Linked DNA regions of Homo sapiens: region 1 is linked to region 2. A link is a loop called in an ENCODE intact Hi-C map of the cell type or tissue named here. Cell type or tissue: PC-9. All regions are shown on one strand. Links, peaks and the distances in the headings refer to the core of each region. The heading gives the core; the rest is flanking DNA.

Evidence for each region. Peaks named below come from ENCODE experiments on the same cell type or tissue, not always from the same donor. Only the 100,000 strongest peaks of a DNase experiment are listed, where the experiment ranks them.
Region 1: a loop joins it to region 2, with 1.9 times the contacts of the local background. A loop is called at or near these places in 1 of 110 quality-filtered maps.

What each region holds. Positions count from the first base shown.
Region 1 is chr11:92,385,137-92,391,389 of GRCh38, reverse strand. The region is part of intron 2 of FAT3 (FAT atypical cadherin 3); the gene reads right to left. Among named protein-coding and RNA genes, the nearest start is that of FAT3, 160 kb to the right of the region's middle. In PC-9, for the core only: a CTCF peak has its summit at 2,883; no DNase peak of the experiment used is centred there.
Region 2 is chr11:92,475,941-92,482,193 of GRCh38, reverse strand. All of the region lies in intron 2 of FAT3 (FAT atypical cadherin 3), which reads right to left. Among named protein-coding and RNA genes, the nearest start is that of FAT3, 250 kb to the right of the region's middle. RefSeq lists a silencer at 5,484-5,684. In PC-9, for the core only: no CTCF peak of the experiment used is centred there; a DNase peak (open chromatin) is centred at 2,763.

The DNA.
Region 1 (6,253 bases), core at 491-5,490, 91 kb after region 2:
AAGGGGACACCTAACCTGGGAATAAACAAGCTAGAAACACTTGGGGAGGTGGGGCTGTCAGGGACTTATACTTATTGGCAAGGTTGCAGGAACACATCTGGGTCTTCGACGGTCTGTCCCCTAGATACCACTTAGAGTCTGTCCACTCTGGGCTCTGGCATTATCAAACATCGGGGAGGGAACAGAAGACAGAGTGAAAGGTTTGAACAAGCACACAATTTTGTCTCACATGGATATAAAATCAAATCTGCTGACTTCTACCTCTTCTCAGTTACACAGCCTTAGGCTACTTGGAGTTGTTAACTGCTCTGGAGTTGTTTTTAAAAATTAAGTGGGTACTATGAGAAATGCTCAGTAGAGAATTTTATCAAGTCACACAAATCAACAGGCAAACAAAAGACAGCTTTGATGGCTTCCCCCTGCACACAAGCTGATGTCTAAACCCTAATCTGCCATTCAAAGGCTCTTTTGCCAGAATGTGGCCCCAATCCAGAACCACAAGATTGAAGAAGCACTTGTTCAACTCTAACTGTGCTTCTCCAGGACTACATTTTTGCTCACCCTGCTCCCAGACCTCTCAGGCTCCTCTCACCCTCAGTCCTCCCAGCTTCTACCCATTCCTGGAGGTCCTGTTTTGGTCATTCCTGCTCCAGGAGGCCATATTAGAGTATTCTTCACTTCTCCTTTTGAATAGTCATTCTCACTCAGACAAGAACTGGTTTTCCTTGCAGGGCAATCCTGTTCCTCATTCTCCTTATAGAAAAAGGAGAATGCCCAAACTTAGTGGTTCACGTCAAAGCTCAGCACAATCTTGGGGCACTGGGAGGACTATGGATTCTAGTGGTCAATCCATTAGCAGCAGGCAGACATCCATCCTCGGAAGGCATGGTAAGTGATGGTGAGCAACCACTATGGCTCCTTGACCCCAGTGACTTCAGATGTTCATTTCAAAAGTGAAGGAGAATAGGTTTAGGCTGGGTGCCCTGAGATGGTCATGGCTAGTGCTGGACAAACTCTCCATACTTGCTTTGCTTCTCTCCCTGTGGGTTAGCCCAGGCCCAGTCCCATCACAGCAGCCCAAGAGACTGCTCCCTACTCAAGTCCTACCTAACTCTCCTTTTCTACCAGCCTAAGGATCCTAGTCTTGGGAGGATTATATAGGGAGGAAAGCTTTTAGATCTTCCTTTAGTCTTTTTCCTAATCTATTATGGCATAAACTCTATTCCTGACTTTACAAGAACTTTATTTTTTATTTCAGGAGCCCTTTCTTCTCTCAACAAAACTTAGCTCTTAAGATCAAAAACTTTGCTTTTAAAACTGTCATTTTTGATGTGGACTTCAAGAGTCTATTTTGAAAGTTTAAAAAAAAAACAGGCTTTTTTCTTTTGCTTCCACTGCTTTTCTACAGACGTGCCTCCCACCTACTCTGCTCCTGCCTAAAATGCCCCTGATTTTCCACAAGGTAATGTGAAGACACTGGTTGATTAGACAGAGACCATACATAAGACGGGGTAAAAAAGAAAAACTCCAAGTTTAACATCTCAGTGTGTTACGTTGCTCTAATTCCATAGTATTTAAGGGAATAAATAGTGGAAACAGACCTGACACGTACCCTGACACTCATGTGATCATCGGCAATTACCTTCTCTGTGCCTCTATTTTATTATCAGTAAAAGGAAAAGTCCATTTTCCTCACTTCTAACTGCTACTGTGAAGATTATTGTAAAGTGCTTCACCAAAAATAAGCCACATCCATACAACACAATAAATGGTAGTTATTGTTAAGTACCAGGCATCTGGCAACTAGGTCCGTTCTGCCTTAAGATATTCTAATATCATTAGTCTTTACCATTTAAATCTATTTTTGTTTAACTTTCCTTGCATGTACGCCTTTTCCTCCATACTTGTAAATTTGCCAACTTATTTTCTTACCTTTAAACAAGAATACAAATAATCTACCTTATGAAGTTGTAAACATCAAGTCAAGGTGTTTATGAATACTTAGCCTGACATCAGGACAGAAAACAGTAGTCACCATTGTTAGGTCCGTTATGGGCAAAAGCCAGGTTCCCAAGAAACTCATCTACGAGCTGGTCTTAGACTTCCTAGTTTCCAGAACTGTGAGAAATCCATTTTCTGTTGTTTAAGCCACCCAGTCTATGGCATTTTGTTAAAGCAGCCCAAACTGACTGAGACACCTTGAGAAAAGTTTTCAATGCTCTGTGTGTTAGTTTTCTTACCTTTAAAAATGGTGCTAATAATAACATCAATGTTACAGTGCTGTTCTGAGAACAAAATGTAAGATTTCATGTGTTGCTATGGCACCTACTGGGTATGGCAGGGGATGGAGAGCTGAACAAACAGGGGTCTTGCCCTGAAGATGTTCCAGGAGAGTATAGGAAAAAGACTTATGCCTAAGAAACTGCCATAGAAAGCCAAGCAACAAATGCATTTGAAGCAGCACAGATAAAATGGAAAGAAAGTCCAGTTCAGGGAAAGGGACATGACCTTCAACAAGTCTGCCATCTGGTCCAAACAAGACAGACAAGCCTATAGACTTCCCACGAAGCATTCTTCTGTAAAGAATTTCTTAGCATTTTCCAGGCAGTTATGCTCTGAATCTCCATACTATTTTGGATATTCTTTTATTATAGTACTTTTCTCATTGATTTGCATATATTTCTTTGAAAATCCATCTTCCCCAGGAAATGAATAAGCTTCTTCAGGTCAGAACTACCAGGCCCTGTTGCTTATATACATGCAATCCCTTATCCCTCCACAAGGAAATCCTAACATCTGGTATAAAATATTAAATCCTAAATAAATTCTGTTGAAACATGTACCCAAGTCTTTATCCTGCTATGTCTGAAATACGTCACTTTAGAACAATTAAGAATTAAATTATAGCCATGTCTTCATCTTTTGCATATTGCTTCCCTACCATTTCTCTTCCAGGAAAGATCTTAACCCAAGGTGTTGAGCACTATCAAACAAATGAGGAATAAGCACTACCTTCCACCCCTCAGTGATAGTTGGGAGATCAGGAGGCATCTCCTCTGAAGACTGGACATATTTAAAATGACCTGACCATGTAAGGGAGTGAGGGAAAGGAGAAGGAAGAGCAGCACCAGATAGATTCAGCCACAAGGTGAGGGCACAGTTCCTCAAATAATTTAATTTCCTTTACCTAAAAAAAAACTATATAAATAATTGTGACACATCCACAAAACCATGCTGAAATAATAAAAATGTCATTGCTTTATCAGCTTGGAGTCTAAACATAAAAAATGATAGTCAGTGCTAATCTACTTTTCTCTGCTTCTAAATGCTGCCTCAAATAGCCTGGCAAAAAGCCCCAAAATGGAAATTAGTAGCTCAGATTAAGTCCCTGTGCCAGAAAAGATCTTTGTACTGTATTTAGAACAAGGACAGTATACCATGGTTCAGTATTGACAGGACAATTACTCTAAGAAGATAGAACTTAGCTCCTGAAGCTACTTAAAATCAAGAGCTATCTATTGACCCAAGTAGGAGATGATCTGCATGAAGAAATCCATGCTTCCCAGCTTCTCCTCCACTGCTGTTCCTCCTCAGCACCACTCCCATTCAGAAGCTCTGCCTGATGTGTCAATGGCTCATCAAAATCCACTTATACAGGATCTTCTCGCCTTAACCTTTCTCTGTCTCCTATATTTTTAATCTAGATAAAAGGTCTCACCATTCCATGCACACCACAACAAGCCAGAAACTTGAGAAGCATCATTAATTCCTTCTTAGTCACTTACCCCTACATCCAGCCACACAGACACAGACACAACCACTGGTTAACAAATTCTGTGAACTGTCCCTCCCTAATATCTTGAGTTGGGTGCTTCAATTCATCCCTTCTCCCCTACCCTTACTTCAGTCCCTTCTTTCTGGTTTCCAACAACTAGTGTTCCTGGCCCCAGTCTATCCCACCACCTTTTCCTTCACCCTGCAACACACACAGATTTTGGCTAGTTTTCCAAAATGCAGATTTGATCTTGTCACTCCCAGCTTTAAAACCATTTAATGTAACCACTCCCACTCACCACTAAAAGAAAGAACCTTCGTGCCTCTCTGCAGCTCAGAGCTCTAGCCATGCTGTATGCACCTCCCAGTTCTCTCACTCTGCCTAATCTTTGCAAATGCTACTCTTGTGTTCCTGGTTTAGAATAATACCTATTTCTCTATTTGGACCTGGTTCCAACTGGACCTCCTTGTGGAAAGGACGCTCTGACGTTCCTTCCCTCTGTTACACACACACACACACACACACACACACACACACACACACACACACACTAGCTCCCATAATCCTTGGGCATTGCTGGCTCATAGCATTTATCACAGTACATTATGAATCCCCTCTGAGCCACAGATCTCCTAACAAGACGGTGGCAACAGCAAACGTCTTTGGCTGTCTAGAATCCCACACAGCTCCTGCCACTCAGTAAGCATTGTTGAAAAGGAATGGGAAAAGATGAATGAATGAAGGCATGATATAGTCCACTTACGTGGTGGGATGATGTAGGATCCGGTCCCAGATCTGTTACCCAGTGTCACTCAAGCTGTAATGGGAGCAGTTTAATCAGCTGAACATTCCAAGGAAATCCCCAAATAAAACAGCCCCTGGGGAGCTCTCCCCTCAAACTGAGTACCAAATGGCTCACCACGTATTTATTGTTTCATGAATCTTCTCTTGTCTTCTCTCAAGTTTAAACTACCCAAGGGCAGTGACTGACATCCATTCATTCAACAACTATCTAATGAATATTAATGATGTGTCAGGCAATAATAATAACTAACATTTATAATGTACTTATTGCTCACGCACTGGGTGAAGTTCCTTTATGCTTTTATGATTGCAGTAGGCAATGAACTAGGGACCAGATACATGAACAACTTTATACTACATGGGAAACGTTTCATGTATGCATTCATTCAATGTCTTTTTCAACAATCGTTTATTGAATGTTCACTATGTTTGAAGTCTTGTATATGTTCCTAGGCATTTTCTTGAGGTAGGTGTCCATATTTTATCAGCAAGGCAACTGAAATACAAAGAGATCAAGTAATTTGCCCAAATCCCATAGCTGAACAGTGACAGAGCTGTGATTTCAAGCTAGATAACAAAACTGCCTCTTGGTTGTTGACCCAAAATAATAAGAATGGTTATTTCTGAGTGGTGGTAGAAAGGATGAGTTTATTTTCTCACTTTTAACTTCTTTCCTTTCTTTCTTTCTTTCCAGCATAGGCTGGAGTGCAGTGGCACTCACTGCAGCCTCAAATTCCCAGGCTCAAGCGATCCTTCCACCTCAGCTTCCTGAGTAGCTGGGACTACAGGCACATACCACCATGCCTAGCTAATGGTTTTGTATTTTTAGTAGAGAAGGGGTGTCACCGCGTTGCCCAGGCTGGTCTTGAACTCCTGGACTCAAGTGATCCGCCCACCTTGGCCTCTCAAAGTGCTGGGATTACAGGCTGAGCCACTGCACCTGACCAATTTTATTTTCTTTTGTGTTTTGCATATTCATGTTTTCTACTTTTCCTCCAGTAAACCATGTAATCTTGAATATAATTTATAAGAGGTAAAAAACTGGCTGACCATGCAATGAAAATAGTTGCTACATTATAATGAAAATGTAAAAACAGATAAGAAAATGCTGATGAGATGAGGTGTCTAAAATCAGCAAGAGGTAGCCAAGCGCAGTGGCTGATGTCTATAATCCCAGCACTTTGGTAGGCCGAGGCAGGTGGATCACCTCAGGCCAGGAGTTCAAGACCAGCCTGGCAAACATGGCAAAACTCCATCTCTTCTGAAAATATAAAAATTAGCTGGGTGTGGTGGTACACGCCTGTAATCCCAGCTACTTGGGAGGCTGAGGCACGAGAATCGCTAGAACCCAGGAGGCAGAGACTGCAGTGAGCCAAGATTGTGACACTGCACCCCAGCCTGGGCAACAGAGCAAGATTCTGTCTCAAAAATAAATAAAATAAAATAAGACTCTGTCTCAAAAATGAAATAAAATCAGCATGAGTCCACTTCTAGACTCTCTACCTACGGACACTTGGAAACACCAGCCCATTTCCTGGGATGCCAGATAACTCAAACATAGCTACAGCATTTAAAGATGTACCGTAATTTAAATGCTTAAAAGGTCTCTTCCTGACTGTAGAAAGAGAAGTAATTGAAAAGAAATAGAAAGAGCTGATGCTTGGTGCTGCTTTC
Region 2 (6,253 bases), core at 528-5,527:
TTCACTAACAAAAGCAGGGTTTATGGTATAGAGCATTCTTACTATATTAAAATGAATGAAATCTATGTGTACTGACATTGAAGATGTCTAAATGTATGGTTAAGTAAAAAAAAGACCACGTTTAAGAACATATATATAGTCTTACCCAATTTCTCTAGGTAAGCAAGTTAAATGTTATTTTTTAAAAATCTAAAAAATATACATATGAAGTAATTAAAATGATTATCTCTATGGAGTAAAATTAAAGGAAACTTTAATTTTCTAAATTATACTTTATGTGTGCTTTCACAAAAATCGATCCATTTTATAACAATAATTTTTATTACCATTTTAAAGATGCAGATTTTAAGATAGCAGTGCTTTTTAAAAATAAACTTATTCCGAATAGTCTTTTTGCTGCAGTGTCCCACTGGCCACACAACTCAAATATCTGGTGTTTTTCTAATTTCTAGACAGCAACTTAAAGCCTCACTGCTCTGAAATCTCACAAAGGAGAGAATAAATAAAGTACAGTAATTAAGAGAACTAGAACACCAAGTACAAAGCATTTATGTTTTAGATGTTGACTCAATTTATTTCATTAGTTTCCTTTTTAATATCCTGAGAAATTATCTGAACCAATGCAATATTAGTTTTTGTTGAATAATACCAAGAGAATAAATCCAAATCCACCTTCAATTAGAAATCCTCTTCAAAACAATTCCTACACAAAATAAACTAGATTAATGCATATATTCACTGATATAGGTAATACTCTATTTTCTTGAATTTATGTTTCCTATAACCATATAGCTTATCCTGAATAGTTTTTTTTTCCAAAAGCTTTGGAATTTGATTTTGGGAATAATGCAAAGCTAGAAATATCACTAGCATCCCAATAAATAATATAAAGAGGTAGATATTCTTTAGAAACATATTTTTCAAATTATATATAATTTAAATATCATCATTGCCCAGATATTTCTATTTGAATAGGCAAGAGGTGGAAACAGCACAATTCCTTTTAACTGATTGAAATGATTTAGCATTTTCCTTGCAATGCATACTCACATATGAGACATAGATTGGACAAATACTGAATTAACACAATGATTATATTGACAATTCAATTCTGCCTTCCTGACCATCAGTTCAGTTTCTCTTAAATGAAGTACACTCTTAATCATCTTTTTGGAGGCAGAAACTTCTAAGTTTGCAACGATACCTTTTCATTTATATGAATGAGTAAAAGGGGCTGGACATAACATTAGTAGTTTTCCTCAGCTAAAGCTTCACTCACACAACAAACGTTTGCTGGGCACCCCCTTAGGTATCTTCTCTTACTGTCCCATTCATGAAATCATAACTTCACTCCATACGATTGATTCATTTAGACATTTCTGGTCATGCAGCATCCAATGGAAGTATTCCACTAAAGCCAAAATCAGCAACTGGACAACTCCCCAATGCTTATAACTAAGCACTGATGTTCACTTACAGTCACACAAAAAAAATGTGCATTGCTTCCACTTTCATAACCCTGGAGCCTCTCTGATCTCCCAGGAAAAGCCACATGCATCATAGAATGCTGCTGAGAATGGACATATTACATTTTGCTACTAATGTCAGAGAGAACTAGAAGATTTGTTTCATGTAAGCTCACTAGGGTAGTGGAACACAAAGTCAGCTGTTCCTCTTGCCTTTCACCCTATGAGTTGCATTCCAGAAAAAAACTCACCAATGCAGTTGTGGTACTGGGAGAACCTTGATGCCAATGCTTTCCTTAATTCATGGGTAAAAGCTCTGGTATATGTTTCTTCCATAATTTGAGGTACACAGAGGTGGCCGACTCCAAAATATACTGCCTTTGACTCCAAAATATACTGTCTTTGAACTTACTCCAATTTAAAGTTTGCATGCTTGGCACTGTTTTGTTTTGTTTTGTTTTTTGAGACAGAGTCTCACTCTGTCGCCCAGGCTGGAGTGCAGTGGTGCCATCTCGGCTCGCGGTAAGCTCTGCCTCTTGGGTTCATGCCATTCTCCTGCCTCAGCCTCCTGAGTAGCTGGGACTACAGGCGCCCGCCACCACGCCCGGCTAATTTTTTGTATTTTTAGTAGAGATGGGGTTTCACCGTGTTAGCCAGGATGGTCTCGATCTTCTGACCTTGTGATCCGCCTGCCTCAGCCTCCCAAAGTGCTGGGATTACAGGTGAGAGCAACCGCGCCCAGCCTTGGCACTGTTTTAATTGCTTCTTATTCACCCTGTTGGTGAGGGAGGGATTCCCACCGTAGCACTGTAGGGTTGGCTGACCACATGACACCCACACTGGATAGACGAGATGGACAGCAGTTTATTAGTCATGTATACACAAAGTCCAGGGGAGAAGGATACCACACAGGGCCATATAGGAGTTACACTTGGGAGTAAAGCAAATAACTACTATGAAAGGCCAGCTTTGTAGTTCCAAGAGGGTAGAGTGTCCCCTGGTTCTCATGAGACAATGTGATTGGCTTGTTTGAATAATTTTGCAGGAGGGCAGGGAACTGAAGCATACTAATGAGGAATAAGCAGAAATTTTACTTAGTCCCTTTGATAAAGAAGAGTGTTTGACCAAGGGACCTTATCTACAGAGGCAGAATGGGAAGGACAGCTTGTATTTAGGCCATTCAAGGCCTGCATGATTTTATCAGATTTTAAGGCAGCACGTAATATTGAGCCTTAATTTTAGTTCCTACACCCTAGGCACATAGTAAATACTTACAAATACTTGCTAAATGAGTCATTGAATAAATGTTGTGAAAATGGAAGCATTTTAAAACTTTGGAGTCGCTGTATTTGGCCCATGACCTTAGGCAAGTCACTGAACATTTTAGTTGTATTTCAGTCAATTAAAAAATGTTTAAGTCTGGGTGCAGTGGCTCATACCTGTAATCCCAGCACTTTGGGAGGCTGAGGAGGGCAGGATGCTTGGGCCCAGGAGTTCGAGACCAGCCTGAACAACATGGAAAAATCCTGTCGCTACAAAAAAATACAAAAAAAAAAAAAATAGCTGGCCGTGGTGATACACACCTGTGTTCTCAGCTACTAGAGAGGCTGAGATGGGTGGATTGTTTGAGCCTGGGAGGCAGAGGTTGCAATGAACCAAGATAACCCCGCTGCACTCCAGCCTGGGCAAAAGTGCAAGACCCTGTCTCTAAAAAAAAACAAAAAACAACAACAAAGAAAAGAAAAGAAAAGAAAAGAAAAGAAAAGAAAAGAAAAGAAAGAAAGAAAGAAAGAGAAGGAAAGAAAGAAAGCCAGCCAGGCGCAGTAGCTCATGCCTGTAGTCCCTGCACTTTGGGAGGCCAAGGTGGGTGGATCACTTGAGTTCAAGACCAGCCTGGCCAACATGGTGAAACCCCATCTCTACTAAAAATACAAAAAATTTTTAGTAGCCAAGTGTGGTGGTGGGAACCTATAATCCCAGCTACTCAGGAGGCTGAGGCAGGAGAATCACTTGAACCCAGGAGGCAGAGGTGGCAGTGAGCGTAGATCACGCCACTGCACTCTAGCCTCGGGGACAGAGCGAGACTCTGTCTCAGAAAAAAAAAAATGTATCAGATAGAAAGTGCATCGTTTCTGTTTATCTCAGGAGGTTGTCAGGTTGTTTGGGGAAATAAAATTGTTAATATATGAGGACAATGCCCAAGTCCTTTGAGAGTCTTAGAAGACCCTATATCATCTCCTGAGTGAGGAACTCGTTGGAAGCAATAATTGGTAGTCGCCAAGGCCAAATGAGCTGAAGGGCAGTGATGGTAAAACTGGAAGAAAGAGATGGACACCAAGCTTCATGTTGAAGTTAAACCTACAGAATTTCAAAGTCCAGGAGGAAGTTTTACAAAAAGGGAACAAAATGACTCTAATATGTTAAGTCTGGGTGACTGGGAAAATGATGTTGTCATCCGTAGTAAGATTAAATTCAAGAGCAAAACTGGCTTACAAGAGGGGCAAGGTGATGAATTCGGTTACCAGCTGAAGACAGTTTCTTTGAAATAAATATCTTGATCTTTGAAACTGTGTTTTCAAGGCCTAGGAAAACATTTTATTTGGAAAATATTTGCCTGGCCTCACATAGCCAGTGTTTAACCTATAGCTAGCTGTCTTAAATAACTTCTCTATGCTGGAATCTTTTCCCCAAGGACACGTCAGGAAAGTAATATGCCTCTCTAGCTTGCTCACAGGTATACAAGGCCTTCTGGCTTCTACACTGAAGGCTATCACCTGGGACAGTATTACTGACTTCTAACATGCACACAGTTTCCTAGCCCCGTGCCATGCTGCCATGTTGACAGAACTCCTGCAGCACACTCTTGTGTAAGTTAAGCAAGGTCAAGTCTGATTATGACTTGCATAGCCTGAGCTGTCTAACTGGTCTTGTGTTCTAATACAGACATAGAAAAAATCAGTGAACCTTGAATACATTCAACCTTAGATATTTACTCGGCACCTGCTCTAGGGTCAGGTACCAGCTGTTGTTAAGTATAAGAGCTATAAAAAGAAATAACACATTTTCTGTCTTTGAGAAGCTCACACTCAAGCCAGAACACAGACAGTAAAATAAATAAGTACACTAGCAAACATTAGGTGCTAGAATAGATGTAGACATAAAATGTGAGTGAGCAGTTGATTCCAGTGAGATAATAGATAAGGTCAGAGAAAGAACACTGGAGAACATTTAAAGACATGCCTATAAGAACAAGTACTTATAAAAGGACAGAAACAATAATTATCCAAAAAGAAAGGAAAGACATATTCAATTTTTGTGTTTAGATTGCATATATCATTTTGTACCTATTACTTGATTCCCTAAATTAGAAGTCTGACAGTTTGTATTTTTAAAATGCCCTGTTTGCCACCTACACAAAGCAGGAGGCCGTGGACAAAAATACACTTCACACCAGAAACTCCAAAATAGTGAAATCTACATTGTCATCTGTTCTATAAAACAAGCAGTCTCACATTACCATAGAAATCTCCATTCTTTTCTGTGGGAAAGTATTTTAAATAAAGCTGTCAGACAGTCTCAATTAAAAATAATAAACAAAAGACCATTTATGGTCCCGTTGGATTCACTACTAAAGTTCATTAACGAACTTACCATCAGGTATTCAGAAGCTAAAAGGTAGCATATGGAGGAATTTCCAACACAATTAAAAGACACTATTTATGTTTTCCATTACCACCATTGGCTTCTGGCAGTCTGGACGGAATTAAACAACTGTCTACACAAATCAAAGCTTCACGTGGTGGTCATGGTGGAAGAACAAATATGCAAGTAGAGGAGAAAGTCACAGGAAATATACCTGATATGGGCAACTTCTTGTAATTTTCCAGAAAAAATGTGGTTAATTTTTAGTTCCTCAGTACCACTGTCTTCAACTTGATCCTCTAATACAGAGTATTCATAGTACCCACTGCATTTAAGTAAATGTGAGGCTCCCTTTTCTCTCCATGTTGATTTCTTTCCCCAAGCACTCTGAGTGTCTTCGTTTATAAAGCTTTTTGTTCTTGCAGAGATCAGGACTTTTCACACAGCCCATTTATTAGGTTTTGATAAGAGTCAATGCATTTATGTGTCTTCCATTCACCCCCAAGTACGGCTGTATTCATTTGCTCTCTGCTTTCTGCAGCATCTCATGTTATTGCCTCATTTTGTGCTTTCTGCATGTGTATGTGTACAAGGTGGTGGTGTGTGTACTGGTCTGCTGATAAGACCAAGGAAATTCTAAACTCTCTTTCTGCCTCCAAGATAAGAGATAGTAACCTAGGATGGGCAGAAGCAAACCTGACTTGCTGTAATTTTCCTTACAACCCAAATGTACTTAGATGGCTTATATAAATGGTTTTGAAACTAGGTTATACAAATAATAGATATTATTGTCAGTCTGACATTTCCATCTGGTCAATTGCTTTCAGGTGGCTTCAACAAAAAGATGGTGATCTAGCCAAATCCAAAATAAGTTAAAGGATGCTTTCTTGATATGCGTATCCCAAGTCATTTTCTCAGTATTTGGTAGACCTCTTTACTGTCCACCCACCCAGCCCTGACACTCTCTCCCTTCCCCTGCACACACTTGTATACACACACACACGCACACACACACACACTCACACACTCACTGCTGGCCAGCCCAGTGTCTCCATTAGACATGTGAACCTTGAAAGGGAGGTGATCTCTCACTTGAGCTGTCTCATAAATCACTAAACCTTCTTCCTTTGCTCCACATTAACCTT